Regions from separate parts of the Mus musculus genome. Here region 2 is linked to region 1. The links are chromatin loops, found by intact Hi-C in ENCODE. Cell type or tissue: heart. All regions are shown on one strand.

What was found. Hi-C counts contacts between places; a loop is a spot of excess contacts. Peaks named below come from ENCODE experiments on the same cell type or tissue, not always from the same donor. Only the 100,000 strongest peaks of a DNase experiment are listed, where the experiment ranks them.
Region 2: it touches region 1 in a loop (2.0-fold over the local background); 3 of 42 quality-filtered maps call a loop at or near these places.

What each region holds. Positions count from the first base shown.
Region 1 is chr12:55,350,983-55,358,982 of GRCm38, forward strand. All of the region lies in intron 4 of Prorp (protein only RNase P catalytic subunit), which reads left to right. Among named protein-coding and RNA genes, the nearest start is that of Psma6, 44 kb to the right of the region's middle. In heart, a CTCF peak has its summit at 4,128 (motif pointing right); no DNase peak of the experiment used is centred here.
Region 2 is chr12:55,433,923-55,441,922 of GRCm38, forward strand. No RefSeq gene overlaps it. Among named protein-coding and RNA genes, the nearest start is that of Gm36571, 5.3 kb to the left of the region's middle. In heart, no CTCF peak of the experiment used is centred here; DNase peaks (open chromatin) are centred at 3,519 and 4,910; H3K4me3 peaks cover 829 bases; H3K27ac peaks cover 2,531 bases.

The DNA.
Region 1 (8,000 bases):
TGAGTATGTGTAGGTGAGTGTGGGTCCCCTCAGAAGACAGAGGCGCTGGAGCTAGAGTTTACAGACAGTTGGGAGCCAGGGTGCTGGGATCTGAACTCAGGCCCTATGGAGTTGCAGCAAGTGTTTCTGACCCCTGAGCCATCTCTCCATCCTGTATTTCCGCTTTGTTTGTCTTTTAGATAAAATCTCGAATAGCTTTGGTTGACCCCAAATTCAGAATATACCTGAGATGACTTTGAACTCCTGATCCTCCTGCCTCTGATACCTAAGCGCTGGGACCCCCATCTCTGGTCCACTTCTTTTTCCCTTTGAGATGGAGGCTACAGGATGCATTATGCCTGCCTTCTCACTCTCCATTAGACAATATATATCTAAACATACAGCTTGGTTTAGTTTTGGTTTTGTCTTTCATCTGATAAGGTCTCTTCTACAGAATTAAATATTTTGGAAACCATCCTGAATGAGTAAGAACTGCTTCCCTACTGTCCAAAATTTAGGTTGCCCCTGTTTGTTTGTTTTTTTTTTTTTTTAATAGTAAGGCAGTGGCATGGGGCTGCAGATGTCGCTCAGCAGAGGGCTTGCCAAGCAAGCACCATATAAACTGGGTGTGGTAGTACAAGCTTGTCATCCCAGCACTGGAGGTGGAAGAAGAATCAGGAGTTCAAAGTCACGCTCTGCTATGTGAGTTTAAGGCCAGCGTGGGATATATGTGAGACCGAAAGTAATGGAGCCGTCTGACAACGTAGACTCCACCTCTGAATCTCTCGGCATTGCATGAAGCCTGTGTTCCACTTGCTTTGTAGTGGAGAAGGCATGCTTCTGCAGGTCAGAGCACATCAGACAGTAGATGACCGCCTTAACCCTCAACTTACACACACACACACACACACACACACACACACACACACACACACACACGTTTCTGTGTGCCTGGGTAGAAGCGAAACCCTAGAAGCCAGTGCTTTATCCACTGAGCATCTAGCTCGTCAGCCCCTTCTGTAACTGAGTGGAGCTCAGTGTCCTGGTGAGGCCATCAGCAGATGTGTGTGTAGCACATGAAGTTCTAGTGCCAAGCTGCCTAGGGTCCTATTATGGCAAGGGGCTGTGTCTGTGGCATACTCTTGGTGATGGTTCAACTCCCTAGCCCTCTGTGGTCTGAGCTGATGTTCTCATACTCAAGAGCCATATGTCCCTCTTCTTTGAGAACTGCAGCTATGTTTATGTATCTTCTGACTCCCATTCTCCCTTTTTTAAGGACTGCATGATTGTATGTGTGAGTCCCCAGGCTCAGAGAAGTTCACTAAGGAATAGAAAAGTGTGTTCCATTGAAGCCCCCTTTCCCCTTACCAAAAATACAGTATTTTGTTAGTTACTTAGTTGTTAGTTAGTTGGTTAGTTATGGTTTGGATTTGGTTTTTTGAGTCAGGATCTCATGTAGCTCAAATTGTCCTTGAACTCACTAAGTGGATGAGGCTGGCCTTGAACTTCTGACATTCCTGTCTCCACCTAGTGAGTACTGGCATAAGCATGTACCACCATACCAAGTTGTTATGTGATGCTGAGCATGAAGCCCAAGGGCTACATGCATGCTAGGCAGGCATTCTCCAACTAAGCCCCACCCCCAGCCTTGGTTTGTTTGTTTAGATTTAGGTGAGTAGGGGAAAGTAGGAAGGTCTTTAAAAAGTATTTGTGAGTTACTATTTTATGTGTATGGGTGTTTGCCTGCGTGTATGTCTGTGCACTATGTGCGTGCCTGGTACCCATGGAGGCCAGAAGAAGGCATCAGATCTCCTGGGACTGGAGGTACAGATGGTTGTGAGGAGTTACCATGTGGTACTGGGAATGGAACCTGGGTCATATACAAGAGCAGCAAGTGCTCTTCACTCTCCAACTCCCTACTTTTATATTTAATGCTTCATTTTCCATCTGTTTTGAGTTTCTGGGAATAACAAATTACACTTATCCCCAGGCTATTAAGACGGCTCAGCAGGTAAAGTCATTTGCTGCCAAGCCGGATGACCTGAGCTCTGACCCCAGGTCCTACCTAGTGGAAGAAGAGCACTGACTCTCTACAGTCGGACTCTGACCTTCACATGCACACCGATGGCCACACACACACACACACACACACACACACACACACATACCGCTCCACATACATGCATGCATATGTAGAAAAATGAACAAATGTGATAGCTTACAAGATCTTAAAGTTAAAACAAATTGTGCACAAATTGTCTTTGAGTACTGTGAAACCTATCCTGTTGGGTCTAGGATTCTCCATTACCACAGTCCCTTCCTTTACTGTTGCAAAGGCCAAACTAACAAACACACTTGATTTAAAGCTCTATTGTTCCTCAGCACCTCCAGTTTCCTCCGTCAGTCCTGACGTCCTCTGAGCAGACTTTCTCTTTGTTGTTTGAGCAGCTTTCTGAGAAATGAAATTGCCGATATGGTATCAGTTTACCAGGTGCTTGGCTTTTACCGGAATGAAAGCTCTCCCTGGTGCTGGGAGAGGGGCTGTTTCCTCCCCCACGGTATACTGTGTGTATCTATCTGTTCTGCAATCTGTATTAGGAAATCTACATCATTAGAATAGAACATCACTCTCCAGTGTCATGAGTATCGGTGACATTTGCCCCCTTGTATAAACTTTGCAAGTTTACTTTCCTTATTAAGCCTGTTTGTTGTAGAGCCTGTTGAACTGGGAACGAAGCCAGAGGCCTGTACAGGTGCAGTATTAGAAGACTCCACCGTGTTCATTATTGAGTATACTTCTTGTCTCTGTGGAGGGAAGCTCTTTCTTATTTATTTATTGATTGATTGATTGATTGAGATAATGTTAGACTTTGGCACCTACGTCATCAGTGTTTACTGTCATACATATAATGTAGGTAGTGAGACAGCCCCTCTTGCCTCTCATTTCCACAAAGGCTGAGCAAATTTGGAGAAATTTAGCACGTAAGGAACCTAAGCAAGCAGACTGTCCCCAGGTGCAGGGATTGTAACCAGCACTGTGCAGGCAGAGTTAGAAATCCTGGGGAGGACAGACCAGAGCTCCTTAGGAAACAGGAAAATGTAAACGCTACATGCTATTCTCACACCGTGTGCATCCATCCAGACACCTTCAAAGTACTGAGTTGACTTTTGTCTGATTTTGTTTTGTTTTTAAATGGAGGCTCAGTCTCAGCTCAGACCTTCCGTAAACTCTCAGCAAGCTGTCTCCCTTGGCCTGTTGAGGATCTAGGTGTGAGCCAACAGCCTAGGAAAGATGTGCCTTAAATAAACACTTGAACTATGGCGGGTAGATCTTGTTTAACAAATTTTAAGAAGTCATTGTAATGGATTCCTCTTAGTTATGCATCAGACAGTGTATAGCAGTTTAACACACTGGTATGGGGTATCCTTGGGAGCGTGACGCTGCCTGAGACCTGGGGTGTTCTTACAGGTTCCTGCAGTGTGCACCTGGGAGCCAAGCATGTCTGTGAGCTTCAGGCTCTTCCTCCTTCTCTGTCCTCTCTCCCTGAGCAGCAGGGCCCCTTTATACTTCCCCCAGCTTCTCATTGCCTGGCACAACTTAGGACTCTAAATGCTGCCTTTGCACTAGTTCTGTTTACTGATAGTAACCAGTCTGTTCTATCAAGGCCTTTCCTTGCTGAGGGTAAGTAGACACAGTGTAACCTTGAATACTTTTGTTCAGATTTTGGCTTTGGGGTTTTTGTATGTTTTTAGAGTCAAGGCCTTGTGTTCTTCTAGCTGGCACGAAACTCATAGTAATAGACCAGGCTGGCCTTAGAGCACAGCAGACTTGTTGCCTCTGCCGCCAGTGTGCTGGAATTACAGGAAAGTTGGGGGTTGGTTTGGTTTGGGTTTTGAGATGGTCTTACAATGTAGCCCAGGCTAGCCTCTAAATGTAGGTATTTTTAAACAAGTATAAAAGACAAAGGCAGGAGGATCAGATGTCCTGAGCTATATAGTAATGCCCCCTGGGGGGGGGGACAGAAAAATAAATACTGTTAAGATAAGTTAGTAAATGACCATGAGGACTTCAGGCTGTCATATGCCAGCTTTCCATTTCACACCCTCCCACACTGTACACTGTACCCGAGCATCCTAATTCCTGCGTGTCCTGTAGGTGGCAGTACATGTATAAAAAAATATCAGTTCATGTGCGATTTGAGGATGGTCAGTGGTTGGGTTCCTTAGGGAGTAAGGTTCATTTGAAATACTCTCTCGGTTAATTTCCCTGGATCCTCTAGATATATTAAACACAAAGCTTCTTACTAAATCAAATTTCCACTCCAGTCTCTTCAGCCATGATCTGACCTCCTGCCTAGTTGTAATAAAGACCATGGCAATATGCAACTATGGAGAAAAGGGTTTATTTGACTTACATATCACAGTCCACTGAGAGAAGCCAAGACAGGAACCTGGAGGCAGGAACTGAAGCAGAAACCATTGAGTAATGCTGCCTAATGGTTTATTCTGCATGGCCTGTTCAGTTTGCTTTCCTGCGCACCCAGGACCACACACCCAGGGTGGTACTGCCCACAGTGGTACTGTCCAGGGTGGTACTGTCCAGGGTGGTACTGCCCAGGGTGGTACTGCCCTTGGTGGTACTGTCCAGGGTGGTACTGTCCACGGTGGTACTGCCCACGGTGGTACTGCCCACGGTGGTACTGCCCACGGTGGTACTGCCCACGGTGGTACTGTCCAGGGTGGTACTGCCCATGGTGGTACTGTCCAGGGTGGTACTGCCCATGGTGGTACTGTCCAGGGTGGTACTGCCCACGGTGGTCTGGGCCCTCCCACGTCAGTCATCAATTAGGAAGAGGCTTCACTGGCTTGCCAGTCTAATAAAGGCCTTTCCTCCATTGAGGTCCCCTCATCTCAGATGACTGTAGCTTGTGTCAAGTTGACAAAAACAAACCAACACCCCTCCCAAACCCTCTTTCCCCCCAGAAATCACATTACATGCTCATTTTCTCTTTGGAATGCAATAACTGAAACAAATCCTATGTAAAGTTGTTGTTCTATTTTTCTCATGGAGATTGACTCTCTGAGGACATCATTAATTGTGATGTAGACAGGGTAACCAGTGTCGTAGGTCTCAGATAACTCTATAGTTGTGGGGCCAATCAGGTAAACACTGACATGTAGGAAGGGGCTCATTAGAAGTGTGAGCAGCTTGTTTGGCTTGTCTGCTTACTGTGGATTTGTTTGTTTGTTTATGGGGATGGAGCATGCCACAACACGTATGTAGCCAGAAGTCAACTCATAGAAACCAGTTTTGTCTTTCCACCACGTGAGTCCTGGGTCTCAAACCCAGATCATCAGACTTGGATGGAAACACCTTTAGCTTCTGAGCCATCACATTGGCCCCTGTTATATTTCTTTGAGAAAGGCCCAGACTATCCCATATTCTACTGTATAGCCAGGTAGCCTTAAATTCCTGGGTAATCTTCCTGCCTCAGCCTCTGTGCCTCACTGATAATCTGTTCTGTTCTCTTTAAACATTTGGGGTTTTGCTGTAGGGTTCATTCACTAAATATTGAGTACTTATTGAATACCAGTTGTGTGCCAAGTAGGTGCCCCGAGTCATACTTATGAAAGGACATGCGTGGTACCTACCTCTTCTCAAGTTAGGGGATTCCTGTAAGACAGCAGTGGAAGGTACAGTAAGAATAGGAATTGATTGCTGTAGAATAATTATAAATCTGTTTACCTCAAACTCTTCCACAGTTCTTAAGAAAGTTGGAAAATAAGCTGGGCACTGGTGGCACACGCCTTTAATCCCAGCACTCGGGAGGCAGAGGCAGGTGGATTTCTGAGTTCAAGGCCAACCTGGTCTACAAAGTGAGTTCCAGTACAGCCAGGGCTACACAGAGAAACCCTGTCTCCAAAAACCAAAAAAAAAAAAAAAAAAAAAAAGATAGTTGGAAAGTTTAGTCAAGGAAGATCTCTAAGAAGAAACATTTCCTAACCATGGCGGAGTGGGACAGGTGCCCGAGAGTCTATGTAGAAGAGGCACACAGAGTGCTACCATTGTGTAAAGAAAACACATACCCCTGCCCCCAGCCAGCATGCACATGCTTGTACACATCTTGCTAGCCGCTGCCTGGGAGATGGAGAAGTGCCTTTTGCCTTTGAGGTAAGGAGCTGGGGGTCTAGAGATGGAGAAACGTTTTATCTGTTTGGTGTTTTTTGTTTGTTTGTTTTGTTTGTTTGTTTGTTTGTTTTAGATTTTTGAACCCTATAAATTAATTACTCATACAAAAATTAAAGTTGTACTTCCTTGGATCATCCTATAACCACAGCTGAGGAGAATATATACCAGCCTCTTTCATTTGGTAGATTGCATAAGTACAATCCTGAAGGTACACCTGACAAAAAGTATCACCAAGGATCATGTAAGTGTGTGATGCATTTTGTTTTGGTTACAGGGAACTTTCCACTTTTATTTTCATGCCTTTCAACTCGTATATCCTGATAAACACCCAGTGGTTGAGAGTGGGTGTGGTTCCTCCCAGAGATGCTAACTGCAGAGGTTTTTTTTTTTTTTTTAATACATCAAAGAGCCACATGGTTTTGTCTCTGTTTGGTTTTGTTGTGTTGTGTTTAGGGGAAATTACACATGAAGTATGCCAGATAATCCTGGAAGAAGACAGATTAAAAGGAAAAATATGATTTAGTGAGTCCATTGGTGTTGTCCCTTTGTGCGGTGAATTGCTTTTAGGATGCTGTTGGAGGAGGCATAGGAGATACGCAGAACAGAGCAGGGCTTATTGCGAAACCCCAGCCACTGGAGTGGTGGCATCAGGAGAATCTAGGTGGTCAACCTAGACCACACAGCAAATCCCATCTCAAGACGAAGCAAACATATGTAAAAGAAATCCCATGGGGTACAGACTCAGCCATATGTGAGTCCCAAGGAATCCTATTAGTATATATGTTTAAGAATCGTGTAAGGAGATAGAGGGTTATAAACAATTTAATTTTTTAACATGTATTTATTGTGAGCACAGTATATGTGCAGGAAAAAAAGGGGTTCTTGGATTCCAGCCCAAGTCAACAGGCTTGGTGTCAAGTGCCTTTACCTTTTAAAGCTTGGCAGGGTAGTACTGACCAGTGGTCACAACCCTTGGGAGGTAGAGGCAGGGAGATCAGGAGTTGGGGCTATTGTTGGCTGCATAGGGGAGTTAGAAGTCAGCCGGGCTATATAACAAGATCATCGCCTATATCTCAAGCTTCATCCCCACCCCATAATCATCCCCGAAGCCTCCCAAAAATCCAGGAGAGTATGCAGTGTGCGGAGAAACCACCCTTGTCTTTCCGCAGATAACTTATGCTAAGCTGCTTTAAAATTCACTTACAATTTATCTTCAGCAGGCTTAAAGGTTTTTTCCCCTGTGTCCTGTCATTCCTTAGACACTACGCAGCTTTTTGTTTTCCTTCACAGTGATCACAACACGATTTTCCCCCTGATTATGCAATAGTTCCTCATCTTGATTTATAGCCAGTAAACATGAAGTTATACCTGGCATTTTATTTTGAGAAAGAAACAAGTTTGAGGCTGACAAGATGGCTCAGGAGGTAAAAGCACTTGCCTTTCAGCCTATTGACATGAGTTTGATCCCTAGGGAAGAGAGAACTGACTCCCCCAAATTGGCCTCTGACCTCCACAGGCACACTGTGGCACAGTGCAAGAGTGTGTGTGTGTCGATGTTGTACAAAGAGAGCAGTAGGCATGGCAGGAAGGACAGCTTGACACCAGATGTAGACCTGCGCTCCTGTGTCCCACCCTTGGGAAGTAGAGGCAGAAGGCACTGGAAACAAAATCACCCCTAGATACTTAATGAGTTTAAGGCTAGCCTTCATGACCATGTCTCAAAAGTTCCCATACCCCTTCAAAACAAGAAAAAGAAGCCTGCCTGTCTGTACTGGTTTTGTTAGGGAAAGAAATGTGGAAAGTGGACCATTGGGTTCCCTACCAGTAAGAG
Region 2 (8,000 bases), 83 kb after region 1:
ACCGTGCTGCAGTGATTAGCCCTTGCTGGGACTGGAATGAGGATGACAACAAAACAGCAGAACAGGAAAAACCTGGTTTGCCTGGGCAGAGAACCAGTGCTCTGCGGGGAGGCCCTGCTGACAGCCTCAGAGGGCTCAATCACCCTCACAGGGGTTTTCCAGGGAGAGAAGCCCGGAGCAGTTACTGACTGGATTTAGGTATCTTGTCCACAGCTACCACCACAGTACAACCAGGCAGCCTCTGGAGGCTTAGCTGGCCCTTGTTTCTGGGAGTTCATGCGAGTCTTCAACAAGAGGGAAGAAGAGAGTTTCTCTTTCAATATCAGCGTTAAGCAAAAAAAAAAAAAAAAAAAAAAACCATTTTAGATGAGTTTGTTTTTATATGTATGAGCCCATTGCCTGAACGTGTATATTTGCACACACACCTGACACCCACCCCAACCTGTGTTATTTCTGAAGTGGCAAGAGCTGTGGGACAGGCAAGTTTACCCCCTCTAAAGAAAGTAGTCTGCTTGCCCAAGGAGAAAAGCCATAGAGTCCTTCCACTGCTGGGTGACCTAAGGAGACTGCTTGCTTCTCTGTACCCTCTCTGTTAGGAACAACTCTAGAAAATGCACTTTTTCTAGAAAAAGTGGCCAGGGGCTGGGCATGATGCCATATACCTACTTGAGCAACAGACACAGGAGGATCAGGAGTTCAAGGGCATCTTCAGCTATATAAGAAGTCTGAGGCCAGCCTGGGCCATGTGAGACTGTGTAAAAATAAAAATTAAAAAAGAAACAAGCAGAGGGAGCCAGGGAAGAGGCTGATCAGAGGCCGTGGGATTCCATCTCTCCTCAGTTTAGGAAACATGTTTGTGTCCCAGCACCACATTATGGCTCACAGTCATCTGAAAATCCAATGAGGAGATCTAATGCCTTCTTCTGACTTTCAAGGGCACCAGGAACACATGGTGCATATACATATATCTAGACAAAATACTCATACTTAGAAAATAAAATTAAATAATCTAGAAGAAGGAGGAGGAGGAGAGGAAGAAGAAGAAAGAGAGAGAAAGAGAGAAAGGAAGAAAGGAAGGAAGGAAGGAAGGAAGGAAGGAAGAAAGAAAGAAAGAAAGAAAGAAAGAAAGAAAGAAAGAAAGAAAGAAAGAAGAAACCATTTCACACTGATCACCAGCAAGCATAACTTTAGTTTTAGTGATGGTCAAGGCAAGACAGGCTGAATCTCTCCGGGGCAGAGAGCTGAGGCCCTTCCTCTCTCATTGAGGAAACCATCTCTGAGACCAGGTGTGCCAGCATTGAGTCCTGGCTGCTTCCAGCAGGGTGGGAATTTGGACCTTTGTAGATGCAAATTAGACATGATATGTGGGCCAAACTAGCCTCCTGGCCTGCTTCTAGACAGGCTCTGTCAGGGACAACCCCAGGGACCTGCAGCCTTTGGTCCCTGAGACCAAGTCCTTCCTGCCACAAACCATGTGATGATCTTGTCTGGGACCTTGTCTCCTCCTCCTCCTCCTCCTCCTCCTCCTCCTCCTCCTCCTCCTCCTCCTCCTCCCACTCCTCCCACTCCTCCTCCGTTTTGTTTTGTTTTGTTTTGTTTTGTTTTGTTTTGTTTTGTTTGAGACAGGGTTTCTCTGTATAGCCCTGGCTGTCCTGGAACTCACTCTGTAGACCAGGCTGGCCTCGAACTCAGAGATCCGCCTGCCTCTGCCTTCCGAGTGCTGGGATTAAAGGCGTGCGTCACCACACCCGGCTCAGTGTACACAAATTGACTGTCTCTGTGAAGTGGGGAATCCTGCTTTCCTATGCAGTATATTTCATGGTCACTGTGAAGTAGGCAGTTTCTTCAGCGCAAGCTTCTCAGGTAGAGCTAAGGATGCTCAACTGACTTTTCATTTGTGAAAACCTCCAGTTTCAGGTTTTCTTGCACAAAGTGAGGGAGCTGCTGCTCCCCCCACCCCAGTGGGGAAACAGCCCATGAAGCAGGTATGGCGGTGCGCACCATATTCCTAGAAGTTGGAACCACCCTGAGTTTGAGGTCAGCCTGAGACCTTATCAAAGAAAAGGCATATGAATCCTAGTTCTGACACTTGCCCACCCTCCACCCCCGACTCCAGAGAGAGGCTGGGAACGGTGAAGAGCCTGTTCACAGAGTGAAGCCAGAAATTAGACAGAGTCTCTCTGTGCAGCCATGGCTGGCCTGAAACTTGGTCGATCAGACTGGTTTCCAGGGTGCTGGATTAAAGATGTTTGCCACCACACCTGACCTGAGACAGTGCATGTACTGTGCTAGAGAGAACGCCGGCTAGGGCTGGGGATGTAGCTCGTTGGTGGAGTGCTTGCCTGGCAATGCATGAAGTCCTGGGTTTGATCCTGAGCCCCACACAAACCAAGCATGCTACTGCATGCTTATAACCCGGCACTTGGAAAGTGGAGATAGAAGGGGCCAAAGTTCAAGGTTAGCCTCACCATATCTGGAGGCTAGCTTGGGCGACTCCACGCTATGTTTTAAACAAAAGGATACATCACTGTTTTAGAGCTGCTTTCAAGTGTCCATGGCATCCTAAACTTCTAAAATGTGATTTCCTGAGAATATTTTCATATCCAAAGCAGAAACCCTGGCTGTTCCTATCAGTCCCCCTCCCCACTGGTTCCATACCTGAGCAAGCAGACATGGCCCTGTATATCTATACATGGTTTCTTCAGCCAGGGAGTGAACTTCCCACCTTTTTAAAGATATTCTGCCCCCCCCCACCCCCATCACTAATTTGTTCGGGATATATGAGGCCCTTTTTTCAGGGTGTGGAGGGGGCGAGCCTCTGGCCTCACCTGAGGAGAACTGTTTCTTCCTGAGAGAGCACACCAGGAAGCAAGCTGAGAGGGGCCCTGGATTTAGGGTTGTCTCTCACTCCCTTTTTGTTCTGGGGTATACAGAGTCCTCGAAGCCCCGCTGGTCCTGGTTCAGCTGGACCCTCACAGAGCAGAGCTGTTAGGTCCCTGACCTGCACTGAGAGCCTGCCTTCCCCAGGGCTCCTCACCCCAGCCTGTTGCCATGGAGAAGATGATGGGTGTGTGGGTCAATGCCCCCTGGAGAAAGAAGGTCTGTTAAGGAGGCCTTAGAGGACAGAGAGGTAGCCACTGGGAAACAAACTCATTTGATGACCTGCAGTTACTCTCAGAAGCCAGTGAAGTTTGCCAGCCTCTTCGAGACAGCCTAGCTCTTCCAACTCTCCATATCCCAATAGGAAGGTATGGCCGCTTGGAGCCTAGATTGTGCAAGAGATTTTGCAACCTCATGATGACTTTTGTCACCTATAGAGAACCGCAGGCCAGCTCACAAGCCAACTTGCTTATCAGGTTATTGGAGTCAGGAGGATTATCGGCCTTGGGATGGGGAAACCCTCTCTTACACAGCTTCCTTCCTGCCCCCTGACTGGGCCCCATGGATGGAGGAAGGCTTCCTGGACCTGGTAACTTGGCTGCTGGGCTCCCAGCCAAGTATCCCGAGGACACTCCTGACACCTGGATTCTTCTTCTCTTCCTGGGGCGTGGGGACCCTGAATGGGCGCCTTCTCTGCATAGAAAACACCCAAATGTGTCAGGGCTCTGGGACAGCAACTCCAGCCACCTGTCCAGTTTGTTCTGTATGACACCTCCGAACCCAGTGAGGACCCTTTCTCTCACACAGATCGTGCCTCCTACCGGCAAGGCCCTTATCTGCCAAGACTGGGCTATAAACCTGGTGTGAACCTGCCCAGCTCACGGCAGGTGCCCAGTGACGGTTCTGTCTCAAGGCCCTTTACCGACACAGTGCCATCAGTCAGCAAGGACATGTGCACATCTGACCTGTAACAGTTGCTATGTTTGAAATCTTAATATACTACCAGAGTGCTGTTTGCTCTACTTAAGATTTATTTCTTTGTTTGTATGTCACATGTGTGTAGGTGACACGCAGGAAGAGGCCAGAAGAGGGTATCAGATTCCCTGGGGCTAGGATTATCAGTGGTTGTGAGGGGCCGAAAGTGGTGTTGGGGTCAGAAAGAACTTGAGCCTTCTGGAAGAGTTGTTTGTATGTTTTAGGATCTTTTGTTTTGTTTTTTGAAACATGGTCTCTTTCTATGTAGGACTGGTTGCCCTGGAACTCTGTATAGATCAGGCTGGCCTCTGCCTTCCTTGTTGGGATTAAAGGCGTGTGCCACCCTGCCTTTAGGATTTTTTTTTTTTTTTTTTTTTTTTTTTTTGGTAAGGGAATGCTTTGAAATCAAAACAGTTTATCACAAAGAAAGAGCAGAAAACACAATCTTCGGAACCGCATGCCTTAGTGCACCGGACAGAACAGAGTGTCACTTGCGCATGCGGCTCCTGAGAATCAGCACACGCCACGTGCTGAGAAGTAAATCCTGTGCTGTAGGCTGGACAGACCTGAGCTTCAGAGCCTCAGCTTGCCGTCCTTTTCATAGGACTTTTTCATATGCAGAAAAAAATCTGTCTCCCCTCATTTCCAGATTCCTTTCTGAGCCCTCCACCTCCCCGCAGATCATAGCCTACAGTCAGGATGGAGAAACAGGAGCAAACTAGACCGGAGTTTGGGCCTTCAGTGCTTCGTTTCTCTGCTGTTTCACCCACTGACCTCTGACCCTCAGGTGGGTCCAAGAAAGGGGCAAAGCGCTGGCTACCGCCGCAGATGCAAGAGTGTCGTGGGGATTGTTCATTTTATTCGGCAGCCTGGCTGGCTGGCCGCACCTTAGGGAATCTGGCTCCTGACATCATCTTGCATTGGCCAGCTCCCCTGCAGGACTGAGGGGAGGGCTCAGGAAATACCAAGGTTCGCTCAGGACCCAGGCTCCCGTGCTACAAACTGGAAGGGTGGAGGAGGGGTTCAGGTCCTCGGGTGCCCCTCAGCTGTAGCTTTAGACCCTCGCAGCCTTCTCTTCACCCCTGCTCAGGCCTCTTTCCACCTGGCCTCCTCTGCTGTTTCCTTGGCTTTTTCCCTGGCTTGCTCTCAGTTCTTAGAAAAATCCCCTCCAGGAAGTGTGTTGCCGCAAAATAATGCAAATCTGCTGTGGGGTTCCCAGGCAACATGCCTCTGTCTCTGAGGAGACAGGGGAGGGAGGAGTTCTGATACTGAAGAGGGAGGGCGGGGCGGGTCCTGAGCCCTTCAGTGCCCCTCTGCAGGCATCCTGATGCCATTCGGCCTGTGTCTAAGGGACCAGGGAGCCAAGCTCAACCCCAGGAAAGACCTTGCCAAACCTTCAAATGCTCAGTGGTCTTTATGTACAAATGCTTTATATGCATTACATTTTTGTATGTATTAAAGCTAACGTCAATTTTTTTAAAAACGATTTTAAATAATTTGTTTATTATTTTTCTATGTGCTTTGGTGTTTTGCCTGAATGTATGTCTGTTGACATATAGGGTGTTGGATCCCCTGGAACTGGAGTTACAGACAGTTGTGGGTGGCCTTATGGGTGCTGGGAATTGAAACTGGGTCCTCTGAAACCAGTTCCAAGTTAATGTTGCTTATATGTTAAAGTTTATGTGGAGCTGGAGAGGTGGTACAGTGGTTAGAGCCTTTGATGCTCCTCCAGACGGTCTGCCTTGGGTGTCCAGCACACACCCATACACAGAAAATAAAAATAAACAAATAGTTTTTTTTTCTTTTTTCTTTTTTTTTTTTTTTAAATCTGTTTACTTAAGTTAAACTCCTTGTCCAGTGTAGAGCAGGGGTGGCTATCTGAGAACTGTCCCCTCATGTGGGCCTTATGGTCACAGCAGACTGAGACCCCTGGAACCTGAGTTTTCAGACTTGTGCCTAGGTCCATGGTGTAATCCCAGCACCTGGGGAGTGAGGGTAGGAAAGTCAAGGCTGTCCTTGGCTGTATAGTAAATTGAAGGCTAACCTGGGCTACATGAGACCCTGGCAAGAAAGCCAGCTGGGGGAGAAAGAAGGGAGGAAATAAAGGACGAAAGGGGGTGGGGGGGCTCCGGACCAGGTACCGGGAAGCCTCACCACTATGAGCCCACATGGCATATGACTGGGATGTAAGTGTCCTACAGTCACCATTTCAGAGCAGAGAGGGAGAGGGAGGTGGTTAAACAATGGCTGATGTCAGTCTCCTCTCAGCAGTCTTTTGGGGTTACTGCTGTTTGGAGTAGGATCTCACTCTATCCCCAGCTAGCCTTGAACTCCTGGTGGTCTTCTTCGGGCTCCAGAGTGTCCGGATTGCAGGAGGATCATCTCCTCGGGTCTCATCGCTGTCTATGCTTCCCAGCCTTCCCCAGTCACTCCTTAGCCTGGGTGACGGTCTGAATGGAATATGTCTGCTTTCCTGGCTGCTTTCTGCTCCTGCTGTTTTTGTCTCCCTTAATTAGACCATGACCACTCTGAGAGGAATGGAATTTGCTGGGCTACTCCTAATTGAGGCCAGGCGGGAGCAACACACATTGAGCGTCTATGACATACCTGGCCCTTGAGTTAGTGCTGAGTATAAGCACTCCCTACTTCTCAGTGGCAATCCTGTGAGATAGATGTTTTCTCGCCTTACAGATGGGATTCTGGGCCTCAAAGAAATTAATGAGTGGCCTAAGGTCACACAGGTGATGTATCAATTCCAAACCAGGCCCATTTGAAATTCGTGAGTGACCTCGAGTCCTGTGTTGTCCCTGTGTTGTCGGGCAGGGTGTGTTACATAATGTGCAGCTCTCAGTTGCAAAATCCCAACAGTTGGTGCATTGTCTTAGCCAGATCCAAACACAAAGGTTCATACCTTCACTGTACCCAACAAGGGGGTGAGAGGCTCCTTGGAGGTCCATAAAGATGTGGGCATTTCACCCGTGGCTCTCTCAGATGGCCTGAGACTGCTCATCAGAACACAATGACAGGTAGAGACATGAAGCCATCCTCATGTGCTCTTGAAGCTATAGACCTAACAAGAGACAAGCCAGAGCAACTTCACCTAACTCCTGAAAAGTAGAATTTGCCTCCTGCTGGTAGGCATTATGTGGCTAAATTTATTCAGCTAAGTGTGATGGATCTGGGACAGGACCCTACCTAATTCTCAAGGCCCCTGTTAAGGGGTGAAAGGCTGCAGGTAGGAGTTAGGATACAGCTGGGGAGGGTCAAATCTCTCTTCCTACAAAGGACACTGACAAACAGGTACAGGTCAGTAACTCCTAGGACAAGTCTCCTGTCCAGCCCCGTGAAGGACATTGAGGTGGATACACAGACAGGCTCTCCTCACCCTGTCTCCACCATCTGTTTAAGATCTAGGACAGAGCAGGCTACAGAAGCCTAGGGGCTTCTGTTTGTGTCTGTGCACGTGCGTCTGTACATGTGCGTGTGCTGCTGGGAGTAAACCAGGGCCTTTGTGAATTCGAAAAGCGACTCCAACACTGTGCTGTACTCCCCTGCCTCAAAACTAAGACACCTTCTTTTGTTTGTCCTGTAGTCCTGCAGTGCATACACATGCGATTGCCAGAGTTCATGTGTGTGTATGTGTGTGTGTGTGTGTGTGTGTCTTTGAGAGAGGTCTTGCTATGCAGCTCTGACTGGCCTCAAACTCTTCCCACCTCAGCCTTGTGAGTGCTGGGATTCGAGGGCACACGCCCACCCATCCTGGCAGGCCTTGTACTCTTGATCATATTCTGCTTTACTCTAGAGCTGGAGTTTTTGGATCTTCCTTCTGTCCGTCCGTCCTTCCTCCTCCTCCCCCTCCCCCCTCCTTCTTCTTCTTTTCTCTCTCTCTCTCTTTCTTTTTTTTTGTTTTTTCGAGACATGGTTTCTCTGTTTCTCTGTGTAGCCCTGGCTGTCCTGGAACTCACTCTGTAGACCAGGCTGGCCTCAAACTCAGAAATCCTCCTGCCTCTGCCTCCCGAGTGCTGGGATTAAAGGTGTGCACCAACACTGCCAGGTCTTCTCTCTCTCTCTCTCTCTCTCTCTCTCTGTCTGTCTCTGTCTCTCTCTCTCTCTCTCTCCTTCTTCCTCTGTCTTGTGTTGCTGTT